Linked DNA regions of Homo sapiens: region 2 is linked to region 1. The links are chromatin contacts, found by Hi-C or POLR2A ChIA-PET in ENCODE. All regions are on one chromosome and are shown on one strand. The core of a region is the stretch at or near the end of the contact, and the rest is flanking DNA. Distances in the headings are between cores, read along the strand shown. Region 1 overlaps SFTA3 (surfactant associated 3). Region 2 holds the start of FOXA1 (forkhead box A1).

Evidence for each region. A loop is a pair of places that touch in the nucleus more often than their neighbours do. ChIA-PET counts read pairs that join two places held with the same protein, here RNA polymerase II (POLR2A). Pooled maps may share reads with other maps.
Region 2: a loop to region 1 is called in a map of posterior cingulate gyrus, with 5 times the contacts of the local background. The contact joins the promoter of FOXA1 here to the enhancer-like site in region 1. A Hi-C loop is called at or near these places in 5 of 168 maps with a recorded cell type or tissue (chondrocyte, gastrocnemius medialis, naive thymus-derived CD4-positive, alpha-beta T cell and 1 more), 13 of 37 single-sample maps with no recorded cell type and 17 of 50 pooled maps. POLR2A ChIA-PET finds 5 or more read pairs at or near these places in 1 of 52 experiments (activated CD4-positive, alpha-beta T cell).

What each region holds. Positions count from the first base shown.
Region 1 is chr14:36,502,532-36,508,558 of GRCh38, reverse strand. All of the region lies in intron 1 of SFTA3 (surfactant associated 3), which reads left to right. Among named protein-coding and RNA genes, the nearest start is that of NKX2-1-AS1, 14 kb to the left of the region's middle. RefSeq lists enhancers at 2,500-3,075, 3,179-3,989. Within about 2 kb of position 4,423, at least 4 of the 41 ENCODE cell types and tissues checked have a DNase peak (open chromatin) inside an H3K27ac peak, as active enhancers do.
Region 2 is chr14:37,593,801-37,599,768 of GRCh38, reverse strand. It overlaps FOXA1 (forkhead box A1), which reads left to right and starts at 4,520. Exons shown (of 2, transcript NM_004496.5): 1 at 4,520-4,868. The coding sequence starts at 4,797. TTC6 (tetratricopeptide repeat domain 6) reads right to left here and starts at 4,140. Exons shown (of 33, transcript NM_001310135.5): 1 at 3,761-4,140. RefSeq lists enhancers at 1-585, 3,012-4,211, 3,725-4,584.

The DNA of each region.
Region 1 (6,027 bases), core at 3,174-5,673:
TTCCTGTCCGCAGCCTCATCCTCCCCGCACCCCCCAGCTCTCAGTCTCCCCAGTCCCAGTCCTTACCCCGTCCACCCGCGGCCTCTCTCCCAACACCCAGCCGGCAGCCTCGCTCTCGGCCCCCGCCCGCCCCGCGTCTCCGCGTACCCAGGTCCCCGCGCCCCGCCCCGCCCCGCCCCTGCCCAGGTTCTCCCTCCCGTTCCCGCGCTGGGAACAGCCTCGGCCGCGCGCCCCCTGAGGACGCGGCCCCCAACCCCTCCTGGAGACCACACCGGCAAGTCTGGTGTGCGGAAGAGCAGAAACTTCCTCGGAATTTCGATCCCAGAATATACAAATATTAGTTCACTAGGTCACGACGATGATGCAAACTCTAACTTGCAGGGATTTTTAAAAAAGATCTTAACGCACAATCTTTCTTTGTACAAATAAACGAAACCAAACAAAGCCAGCGAACTACTGCTGTTTCCCTCGTGAATTTTCTTAAGGAAAAGAGAGATTCCTTCTCTCCCCAGATATCAACATCTAACGAATTTTCTAGGAGACTGAAACTCAACCTAATAATAGTATGTGCTTAATGCTGATTCCATTTTTGTTTCAAAGGGGGGTAATTTATTAGCTTCCTCAAAGTGGTGCCTCGTAGGCAGGTGTTGTATTTTTTGATATCCTTGTAAAGAGTTTTTGCGTCTGGGAAGATCTCAGAAGAACCAATAAATAAGGTGTGTGTATGTTGGGGGGTGGAGGTGGGATTCTGTACAGCTCATGGCCCTGCTTGTTCAATTTCATGCAAAACTCATTCTAAAAGCCCCAGGGTTCTCTTTAATAGGGGCCAAATGGCAGGAACCCCAAAGATCTAAATATTTCACTCTTCCTCCCTGTACCTCCCTCACTGCGCCTTCCACCCCCAGCTATAAATTCTAGATTCCCCTCCCCGCCCCCCCCCCACCCATCCTGCGGATAATTGAGTGGCTCAGAGGCACTAATCTGCCCTGGGGTGAGGTGGGGCTGGCAGTGGAGGTAAGGCCTCCCACAGGCTCCCTGGTTCCGCAAAATGGGAGGACAGAACTCCTACAACTGGCAGGAGGTGAAGAGGACGCTGGGACCCACAGGACCTAGTCTGCCAGGGGAAAGGGAAACAGGCTCCCCTGACTAAGGACACAGCCTCAGACCAGGCTTGGCTGGGTGGACAGGAATGTGGTGCCCAAGAGCAGCAGAGATCCAGGGTAGGAAGTTGCAGCCATCTGAAAACCCCATAGAGATATATTGCCCACATGACTATTTCTAGAAGTGGTGGTTGATCCCTTCACACCTTCCCGGATCCAGGATATACAGCGGCTCGCTAGCCCAAGTCTTCAGGTGCAATCCCAGTCAGGGAGAAGAAACTTCACCCTGCCCTCCTCAGGGAGACCCCTCCTGCCTCCCCAGTGTAGGTATGTGAGACCCTCATTAGGACCCCAAGATCATGTGCAGGAACATCAAGCATCTTATTCTTGTATTTACAACCTGGTGTGACTTTATTATCTACTTTTCTTCTGTTTCTTCATCCTTCCCCATTTTCCATTTCTTTATTCCAATGCCGATGTTTTCTTTGCTTTCTTGTCCAACTCCAGTCATGGCTGCAATCCTACTTTATAGGCAATTCGGTATTGTTTATCCTAATGTCAGTACTAAAAGGAAAAGTAGAGAAAGTGGATAGGCTAAGTAATAAAGAATGAAAGCCAGTAAGGTCCATATGGGAGACCAGTTGGGGAGTAAGAAGACCAGAGAAGAGCCAAGGTCAGCCTATCAAAGGACTAGGGAGAAAAACGATAGAAGCAAAGAGAAGCCGCAGCCTGGAGAAAATCAATTAATGTCAGTAGATGGGGAGGAGGGAGTACAGCCGGGACCCAAGGCATATGCCTCCCCTGGAGGGGCATAGAGAGGGATAAGGGGGAAGCAGATGTGTGTATGGCAGTCTGTCTCTGAGCTGAGGGGCAAAAACTAGCAAAGCTTGCCTTCCCTTCTTCCGGGCTTTAAGAAGGGGGACTGTCCTGCCAGAGCAAATTGAAAGACTGTGGAGCCCAGGGGTCAGGACTGGGAGTTCGCCAGCCGAACTCCAGCCTGCTCCTCCATCCTGGATCGCTCCGGGTTCTGTACCCCGTGGAGGAACATATTCAAGGGAACCTGGGGGCAGAGGGCAAGGCCAAGGGGAGGGGAAATAGCTTCTAGAAACTTCTGTGGAGACAGGCAAAACTCTTTTTCTGCACACGTGTCCCATTCCTCCTCCCTGTAGTTTGGAGAGGGCATTTTAGAAAAAGAGTCCCTTGGTTCCTTGGTTTTCCCCGAACCTGAGGTTGGACAGCGCCCCCTTTATTCTCCGCGAGCGCAGCCTGGACAAAGGCGTCACTTGGAGGGCGCCCCAGCTGCCTGGGAACTCCGAGCGGAGCCCATCCCGCTTCCCTAACCCGAGTCGTTTCCCAGGATGGAAGGCGGATCCCGGCTCCCCGCGATCAGGCTAGGCCGCGGGTTCTGGCTGGGCTGCACCCCCCAGGTCCCCGCCCCCAGCCCCCACCCTCTGCCCCTCTGGCCGGGCTCCGCAGGGCTCTCGCAGTTTCGGAGCCCGGGGACCCCGGCGCAGGAGGAGGCCTGGGCTTGCCCGGGGGCTCAGTGTGGAGAGAAGGAGAGGGGAGTCCCCCACCCTCCAGGCTGCTTGGGGACTTCGAGGGGCTTGGAATCCGGGTCCTCCCTTTTATGAGGTTCACACACACTGTGAGATATTTTAGCTGCAGCACAACCCTTTTAATACCCAGCATGACATCGACTGTGTGAGCGAGGCCCTTATTTGGTTGGTGAACGCCGGGGTGCACATCAAGACGCTTCCCTGCCTGGGAGGCACAGACCCCTCTCCAGGGGCCCCGAGGCGGGCAAGCGAGGTAGCTGAGAGGGACCGCGGCCCAGCATCGGCTCGTCTGGGTGGGAGGGCGGCCGCCCAGACTTCCCGCGGTCGGCACCCCCTGCTCGGCCCCAGCCCAGAGGCCGCCAGCATTTGAGTCCCCGCCCAGCCGCGGCTCCGCCGTCGGGGCTTTCCCCCGAAAGGCCCAGGCGCCACCTCGCGAAGTCAGCTTGGCTGGCTCCTGAGCCCGGCTCTGCCACCCCAAAGCAAGGGGCCGTACCCGCGTCCTTCCTCGGCGACCCGCGCGCTCCCCTCCCTCTCCGTTAATATTCTCCGATAATTTCCGAGGCAAAGATTTCTATCTTTTGGGCGAATTTGTTTCATCTCTCTTGAATTCAGAAATGGAGCCTTCAAAAGTCTTAATGTGTGTTTATTTTTTCTAGCATTCAAATGAATGCGAAGCCACGGATTGAATCCCGTCACTCTTTGGGGGTTAGCTTCTCCCGATATTTCACACGGAAAACAAAACTGGGTCCCTCTTATTTGTACTTGTCCTTAACCTTTGCAGCAACTGCTGTAGATGCGGCTCTGTCCATTCTCTAATAGATTTTACCAGGGGCTGGTGACAGAGAACTGATTTCTTTTCTATTAGGGTTTAGCACATCTTTGTTGAAGGCCTGTAGAATGACCAGGGATTAGATTTGCATCTCTTAGACGCCCTGTGTGGTCTTTGTGCGAAGCTTGTAACTGTTAAAAATGACTTGTTAGGAAGCGTGTGGGCTCTCATCGCTCTCCTTTTGACAGAATGATTGTGAAATTCAGATTGGCCCTGTAGGATTTAGCCCACAGATTCCACCTGAACCCTAAGCAATTAGACCCTAATCTCCCTGCAATCATATTTGAGTTAGGATTTGTTGCACTTTGTTTACTTCAATTAAAAGCAGTGGAATAATTTTTTTCCAGCTTTTAAAGTGAAATCTCCAGGCATAAAACCTTAGGACTTCTTAGAAATGCTTTTGGTAGTGATGAGGATTTCTTTTCCGTGTGGTTTCCTCCAAGTCCTCATGACCATCCCCTTCCTTCTCCCATTTAAGTGACTCGTTTTTTCCCCTGTTGCTCGCCAATGCCCAAAGCGTCTTCACAGGGGCTGAATTCGCGGCGCAAGGGAAGAACTGTGTGGAGATGACGCCCAGCTGGAGGGGCGCCCAAGCTCAGGCCGTCGCCCAGGTCCCCGATGGGGATCCTATGTCCCGCCGCCGCGCGGAGCTTTCCCAACACGGCCCGCTGGCTGACTGGCCCCCGCGTGGGTTCGGGCAGTGGGCGCCTGTCGGGCGTCTTTCTTCCTGCGGCGGAGCAGGCTCTTCTAAGGCGCTGGCCGCCAGCCCCGCGATACGGCGACTGAGGAGGCGGCGTGGTCAGCCTGACCTCAGCCTGCGTTCCGGGAGCCTCCCGCCCGCGCCCGCTGAGCTGCCCGCGGGGACCGGCTGCGGCCCTACTGCGCAGGGTCGGCTCCAGGGGTGGGGGCGAGCGCTCTTTTTTGCAGGGTCTTCCTCTGAGCCCGCACTGGCCCGGCGGCCATCGAACCTCCGGAGAGCTCGAGGCTTGACTTCTTCATCTCCTCGCCGGGCCCCAGAGGCCCAAAGCCCAGGATTCTGGGCGCAGCCTCCCGCCGGGCTGCGCAGGGACGGTCGCCCAGGTCGTCAGGATCTCTGCCGTTTAACCCCGATGCAGTTCTCAAAAGCTGCCTGCAATTACTGTCAAGTCAGGTCACTTTAGTAGTATTTCTTGATCTGGGGCATCTATCTTCTACATTTGTTTATGTGGTACGACTTTGTCACTTTTATTTACCCAGAACATCTCTTCATTTGGGAGACTTGACAATGACTCTGGGTTATCGTTTATTCCATTTTGATTCAGGACCACTTCTTTGCTCCTAGTGAGTTTGATTCGATTCCCTAAATTACTGCTTCACCTTTCTCAGTTAATATTCATGAGCGAGCCAACCGCAGGATCTAAACAAGAGAAACGGAGGACTTCAATGCCATTTATTTTTGAAGGGGGAAGAGGGAGACACCGCTTTTTAAACTACCCAATAAACTTTTAAATAACAGGTGCTCTCGTGGTCACTTGCCTCAAAGAAGATATTTTAAAAAAATTATTGTGTTTAATTCCGTAAGAATAAAGTCAGCCTACAACCTATCTCTATCTGTATTCCTGACTAAAAAAATTTGAGGAGGAAACACTTTGCTGAGACTTAGTATTATGTAAATGCAGAGCCATAGAAACTGGTTTAAGCAGGGAGCCCTCTCTTCCAATAGTTTCTGAGGTGCAGTCTGCTTAAAAACAGACCCACCTCTTTAGGTCATTCTTATAGCTAGTTACTCTTAACTTTATTAAGAATCTTTAAGAATTCAAGGGAATAAGTGAGAGAGCCTCTGTTTTGAGATTGGGTGGTGGGGAGGTGGGAAAGGAGTTTTAGAGAGGAAGGGGAGCAAGGCCGTGGTGTAATAATCTCTTTGAGATTTACCAGAAGTCTTGGTCTCTTGATTGAGGATTCCTGCTTCAAACCAATTCTGTGTGTAGTTTAGTGCAGTTTTTCATTTGTGAATAGGAACTGTATCAAAACCCTAGTGTGACCATGACAATTGGGTAATCACACACAAGGCATCTTTGCTAATGGAGAGATTCTGTAAATATGTTTCTAGTGAATACACAGATAACAGTCACAGTGGAAGGGTCAGGTGCCACAAATCATAGATTACTCTGCCAAGGGTTGCCAGCCATCTGAGGCTTGGAAGGACATTAACTGCCTTTGCATTCTCAGAATACTCTCCTCAGTTCATGATTTCACTTACTTGACCCTACTTCTGTTATTAAAAAGCTGGCAGGCACAATTAAGGGCAAGCAGGTTGGCTACCTACCCCTCTGGCAGCTCTCCAATATTCCCATTTAGCTGCCAGGAGACATGGAGAGGAGTGAATCACTCATGAAATCCTGTGGGAGCATGTAAAGTGTATGAGGAAAACTTCAGTGGCAGTGGGCAGGTCCACCAGTCAGCCCCATCTCTAAGTCGGCTATCTCATATAATAAATCACTGGGGGAATTCATTCTGGGAAGGGCAAGGAGGGGAATGATAAGAGGTGACTTAGGTATAGGAG
Region 2 (5,968 bases), core at 3,271-5,770, 1.1 Mb before region 1:
CCAACGCTGTCGACTGCCCAGCAGGGGAAATCGCCCTTCTCAGTCTTTCTCATTTGAATACATGAAAATGCGAGTTGATTTTGGCAAGGCGATGCTCTCCCGTGGCCAGAGGGACGGTTTTGTCGCCCGCGGGCGAGGCCGGGTGGGGAGCAGCTCCGGCTCCGACATCCGGCTGCGGGTGAGCTAGGTCCGCGCCCGGAGCAGCTCAGAAACCCGGCGGCGCTCAGGCAGGAGTAGGGGAAAAGACAAACCCAGTGGCTGTTTTTGTTTGTTTGCTTCAATAAAATAAGTGAAAGCCCTGGGTATGTTTATGCGTTGCTTTTACACACAAAGACACACAGACACAAGCACACGCACACACAGCCGGGGTTGAGGCCCGTTACGGGTTAGGACTCTGTACAGAACTGCCTGCAAAGGCCCGTCAAGTGGTCCCAGGGCCCCTACCTACTACAGAGTTGTGAATTAATCCCTTAAAGATTTAATGATGGAACCAAGGGAGAGAGGAAGGAAGATGAGGAAGAAAAATAAAAGGAAGGCAGCGAAGGAACGGAGTTCGAACCCTGGCCAGGCCCATACTTCTCTCTCGCGGGGGACCGCAGTCTCGCGGCTCCCTGGCCCCTTCCCCAGCTCGGCGCACACATCCACCTGCGAAGGCCAGGCACACGCACGTGTGACCCCTTGTTTCCAGCGTCCCAGGCCTTCCTCACTTCTAAGCTGAGCCGTGTCCCAGTTGGGGTCGGCTTTGAACCGCGTTAACGACCACAGGTCTTAGTTTCATTGCATCCGATTCTCCCCTGCAGAAGGAGGACTTAAGCTTCTTATCTGGGTGGGGGGTGGGGGCCCGCGGAGGAACTCGAACCACTCCACACCAAGCATGGCTGGGTTGCTGAAGCCGTCACCTGACAACAACCCCGTCCAGGGAAGGGTAGGCAAGGAAAGGGGGCAGGCGAGGGACAGCCACAGAGGGAAGCCCTGGAGAGACTCGAATGGGCACCGCAGAGCCCCGCCGGCCCAGGCCCTGCTGTCTGCCAACCCTGCGGTCCTGCTAAATAGGAAGGACCCTGTCGCCGCGAGAGGCCGCCGTCTGGGCCCGGGGCCCGAGGCCCGAGGCCGCGGCCTCTCCTTCCACCTTTCGCCGTCGTCTCCCTCTGCTTCTACCTGCCTGGTGAATATCTGAGGAAGGGGCTCCCAGCCAGATCCTGCTGGGAAGTGTAAGCTGAGGCAGCCAAGCGTGGTCAAAGGACCGAGTGCCGCTCAGGTACTGCGGGACTGCGCCGGGAGCAGGCCCCACGGGTGTAGCAAGGGCAGCTTCCGGGAAGGGCGGAGCCGCTTCCTCCGCTGGCGGCTACCCGGAGTACCCGCGCACCCTACAGTCCTCACTGCCGCGGATCCCCCACTTGAGGAGCCCGCCCTCCCCGCGACCTGGACCGCCCCAAGCTGTCGCAGACCCGTCTTAAACACAGGCAAGTTTAACCCGGGACACCGCAGGAGCCGCCACGTGCCTGCCCTCGCGGGTACCCTGCCCCGAGTCCACCCATCCTCCCCACAGCTGAAGACAGGCCTGGTTTCCTCCAACGAGCAGCACAATCCTTGCAAAGCACAGTTTCCAATGGTGTAGGTGCCTATTTGGGAAAAGAGGTTGGAAAAGAGCAGGCTGCAGCCGCTGGACCTGGCTACCGACTGGCCAGCAACTCCCAGACAGCAGCATTACTTTATGTATGTATGTATGCATTTCCAAGTCAAAGACCCAACACGACCCTGCTGATTCGCTTTTAAACCTCAGGGAAAGTGACTGGCTGGCATCTGGGTACACTAGAACCTCACCTCCTAAATTTGTTAGGTATCTTGCAATGCGGCCACTGAGATGGAGAGAGGCTGGGAGCTGGACGAACGGCCATCTCTCCTTCCATCTTGGCCTCGGCTCTAAGAACCTAAATCCCTGACTGGGATGCGTGCGGAGTTCAATCCAGTATCGCCTGGCGGTGCTCCCCGGAGGCGCCTGCGGGAAAATTCAGCTTTCCCTCTCCACGACAGGAGGCGCTGTTTTCGTGGAAATCCCCCGGCTGCGAACCTGGGATCCCTGACCTGGATCAAGTCTCCGAAGCTGGCAGAGTCCATTCTGCATCACCGGTCTTGGGCTTTGAAGAAGCCTAGGAGAAATTCCGCTTCGGCCATCACGCTATGAAAAGTGGATTTTTTTTTCTTAAGTCAATTTTTTTTTTTTGAAAATATGAGACTTAGTAGGTTTGGGAAGTGGGCTAAAAGAACATTTGATATTGTAATTGACCCCCCCTTTAAGGTGACAGTGTTTTTCCCCTACTTAAAGCGCCAACTTTTTTGTGCACTATAAAAGCTATTACTATCCATAAATTGTTACTCTCGGTAGAAAATAACCTAGTCTTGCTCGGTGTTATTGAAGAGCCAAGAGGGTATTGGAGAATCACCTCCAGAAGGAACAAGGAAGCTCATTAGCACTGAAAGTCCCCCGGATCAGGCCCAGGAAGCTAAGCATCCGTATACTTTACAAATGGAACTAAAGTCAGCTACTAATGGGAACTTTGCACAAAAGAATTAGTTTCTGACACACAATTCGCAGATACATTTACACAAACTGATGGGACAACTTGCAGTCACAGGAGCAGGCTGCATTAGGGAGGGTTCCTGCCCTACTGAGTTCCAGGTGGATTTAATTTCACTCATTCCTTTCCTTATGATGTGACGTTTCTACCCCCCCACCCTTTTTGTAAAAAAAAAAAAAAAAAATGTAATCCAATGCTTTTATCTTTTTTTATTTCCTTAACTGCACATCTTCACCCTCTCTGCTCCCCTGCTGACTTAAGAGATTTGTTTGGTTCAGGGATTTAAAGTGATTCTCTTGCCAGATTTCAAGTAAAAGAGATTTAAAAGAACAAAGCACAGGGAAAAAGGTATCTGTTTGGAAGACAAGTTAAAACACATTTCTTAAAATGAGATTAATAACATTTTAAAAACTTTGCAAAACAAGAAGATTTTGCGGATTCTTAATTACTTTAGATTTTATTTTATTGTTACTTAAGGAAACCTAGTGGTTCTACAGGCAGTACAACAAACACATGGTCACAGACACTCAGAAACACACACAGTCACACATGCTCAGAAATATACAAACGGTCACACACTCAAAACACACGCACCATCTCCCAATCTATCACCAACTAATTGCCTATCACCCGGTCACTTCAGTTGTTCTCTCTCCCAGGACAAGTGGGCAACCACCACCCAGGGCCTCATGAGAGTAAAGAGACTTTGCGTTGGGAAGACTCTCCCACCGACGTCCAGGACCGATTAGGAACCAAGCGAGCCCCTGAGATCTCAGCCCGGACCCTCCGGGTCACAGACAGGACCAAGCGCCGCTGCGGGCAGTCTCGGGCTTCTGCCTGGCATCTCTTTCGCAGTGCAGATGCGTTCCCGCGCCCAGGCCCTTGCTCTCCCAGCTAACGCGCGTGTTATGGGAGATGTCCCCTCCCCCTGACCTTTTCCTATCAGAAACCAGACGGTCGTCTCCAGCTCACTCCCTGAAGCGGCTGAAGGGGGGCGGGAGGAGGAGCCCGGCAGGGGGAGGACGGCCCGACTTGGGTCCGCCTGCCCTATCACACAGACATCTGCTCTCAGTTTCTTCCTCTTTGTGGTCGCTACAGATGACAAGGGGAGAGGAGCGGACCGAGGCGGAACAAAAAAAAAAAGTTATGTCATAAAGATATAAACCGGTGCTGTGACTCACCTGCTCTTAGCCGCAGGTACGAGTTTCGTGGCAGCGCCTCCGCTCTGCTAGCCCGGGGCCCGGGTCGGCCTAACGTCACTTGGCTCGGCTGACTCAGATGACCCGGTTTCTAGTGACGAAGCAAAAGTGGGGCTTTTTCCCTTTTCTAGTCTGAAGCTCTCAGGAGGAAAGAAAAAAAAAAGTCTGTATTCTCCAGTCTCCCGGGGTTGAACTTTGGGTCAGGAATCAGGAGGGAGGAAGCAAAGAGCAGGAGGGGCGCGAGACTGGGCCGCAGCCCGCGCTCGGAAGGTGGCGTGTACCTCTGGGGAGGGACCCCGGGGTCAGTTATCCCACAAGGTCTCTAAGCCCAGTCTCCGACGCCACCGCCCCCGGCCTTCTCCGGCTGCGAGGTTCCGATCCAGAGCCCTAGCCCGCCCGCCCGCCTGGCCCCGCCTATTTTTTCTTTTTCCAAAGGGGGTTACACCCCCTCCCTCCCCATTTCCCTCTTTCCCTAGCCTCCGGGCCTAAACCAATTACACTGCTTTGCAAACAAAGTGAGGGCCCCGCTTGGGGGAGGGGTCGCGGGGGAGGGGTCGCGCGCAGCGGTGAAGCGGCGGGGCGGGAGGCGCGGCGGCCGGACTGGCGGGCGGCCGCCTTGCAGGTGCACCTCGGGCTTTGTAGGTGCGAGCGTCTTTGTGCGGCGGACAAATGGGGAGAGGACGAGGAGGTGGGCACTCAAGCGACGTAAGATCCACATCAGCTCAACTGCACTTGCCTCGCAGAGGCAGCCCGCTCACTTCCCGCGGAGGCGCTCCCCGGCGCCGCGCTCCGCGGCAGCCGCCTGCCCCCGGCGCTGCCCCCGCCCGCCGCGCCGCCGCCGCCGCCGCGCACGCCGCGCCCCGCAGCTCTGGGCTTCCTCTTCGCCCGGGTGGCGTTGGGCCCGCGCGGGCGCTCGGGTGACTGCAGCTGCTCAGCTCCCCTCCCCCGCCCCGCGCCGCGCGGCCGCCCGTCGCTTCGCACAGGGCTGGATGGTTGTATTGGGCAGGGTGGCTCCAGGATGTTAGGAACTGTGAAGATGGAAGGGCATGAAACCAGCGACTGGAACAGCTACTACGCAGACACGCAGGAGGTGAGAGGCAAGGCGAGGCGGGCGGCCGGTGGGGCGCCGCTGGAGCCCGTGCCGGGGGAGGCCGGGGAGCGGTGGGCGCCAGGCAAGGCAGGCAGGCGGGCCGGGGGCGCCTTCTCGGTGCCACCGCTGCCCGCCCGCCGGTGTGGCCCCGGCCGGGCCTTGGCCGGGCCTGGAAGCGGGACCTGCTGCCCTGCTCTGTCCCGACTCTCGCAGCCGGAGAGGGAGTTTTAGGAAACTCCGGGCTTTGAAAACAGCGGCTCTAGGAAGCGCTTGCCTCTTCCCAGCAGCGAGCGGGAGCAGGAGCCGGGCCCGGGGTGCAGCGGGCGGGCGAGCGCCGGTGCGAGTTGGAAGCAACTCTGAGAAAGCCGGAGCATACCCACAAGGCGACCTCTTCGTCCCACCGTTTAATTCGCAGACGTCTTCTGATTAAAGCGCTCTGCCGCCAAGTTGGGTGTCTCAATAATGAAACGATTTCTAAATTTTGTAAAACTTGTTCTTCAAAAGCCCTATTTGGGGAGAAGTGTGCTCCTTCTCTAAAACCGCTGGGTGGCGCTAGTGCGACCAAAATCTTCTTCACAACTCTGGGCCGAGAACCTGTTTCTCTTCATTGTCCCCTTGGTGGCACGTTCATGGGGGTTATTTTTACAATGTGCACAAAAGGATTACAGGGAAAACCAGTTACAGGGAGGACTACCACCTATTAAAAGTATTTTTCTGGAAACAGCTGGCGATTACCCTCCAAAAGTTTAATTACCATTATTGAAAACGCGTATTGGAACTGCCTTGGATAATCTTGGGAAGAGGGAAAGAAAATAAAGCCCCAAGGTAAAAAATACTTTTAAGACGTGGACAGAAAAATATAGGATCACGTAATATTTTGATGGTAACTGACTTATTTAGATTTATGTATTCACAAGTTTACCTCTGAGTTTATTTGCATACCATAGTTTACTGGGTGTTCCTATTTAAATCTATTTGTTCTCATATTTTCAAATTGAGTCATACTTGCTGATTAAAATAAACTTAAGGACATCATTATTCCTTATTAAATTACCAGAGGAGTGCTTTTTAATATGCCTAGGTTTTGTATGTTTAAAATA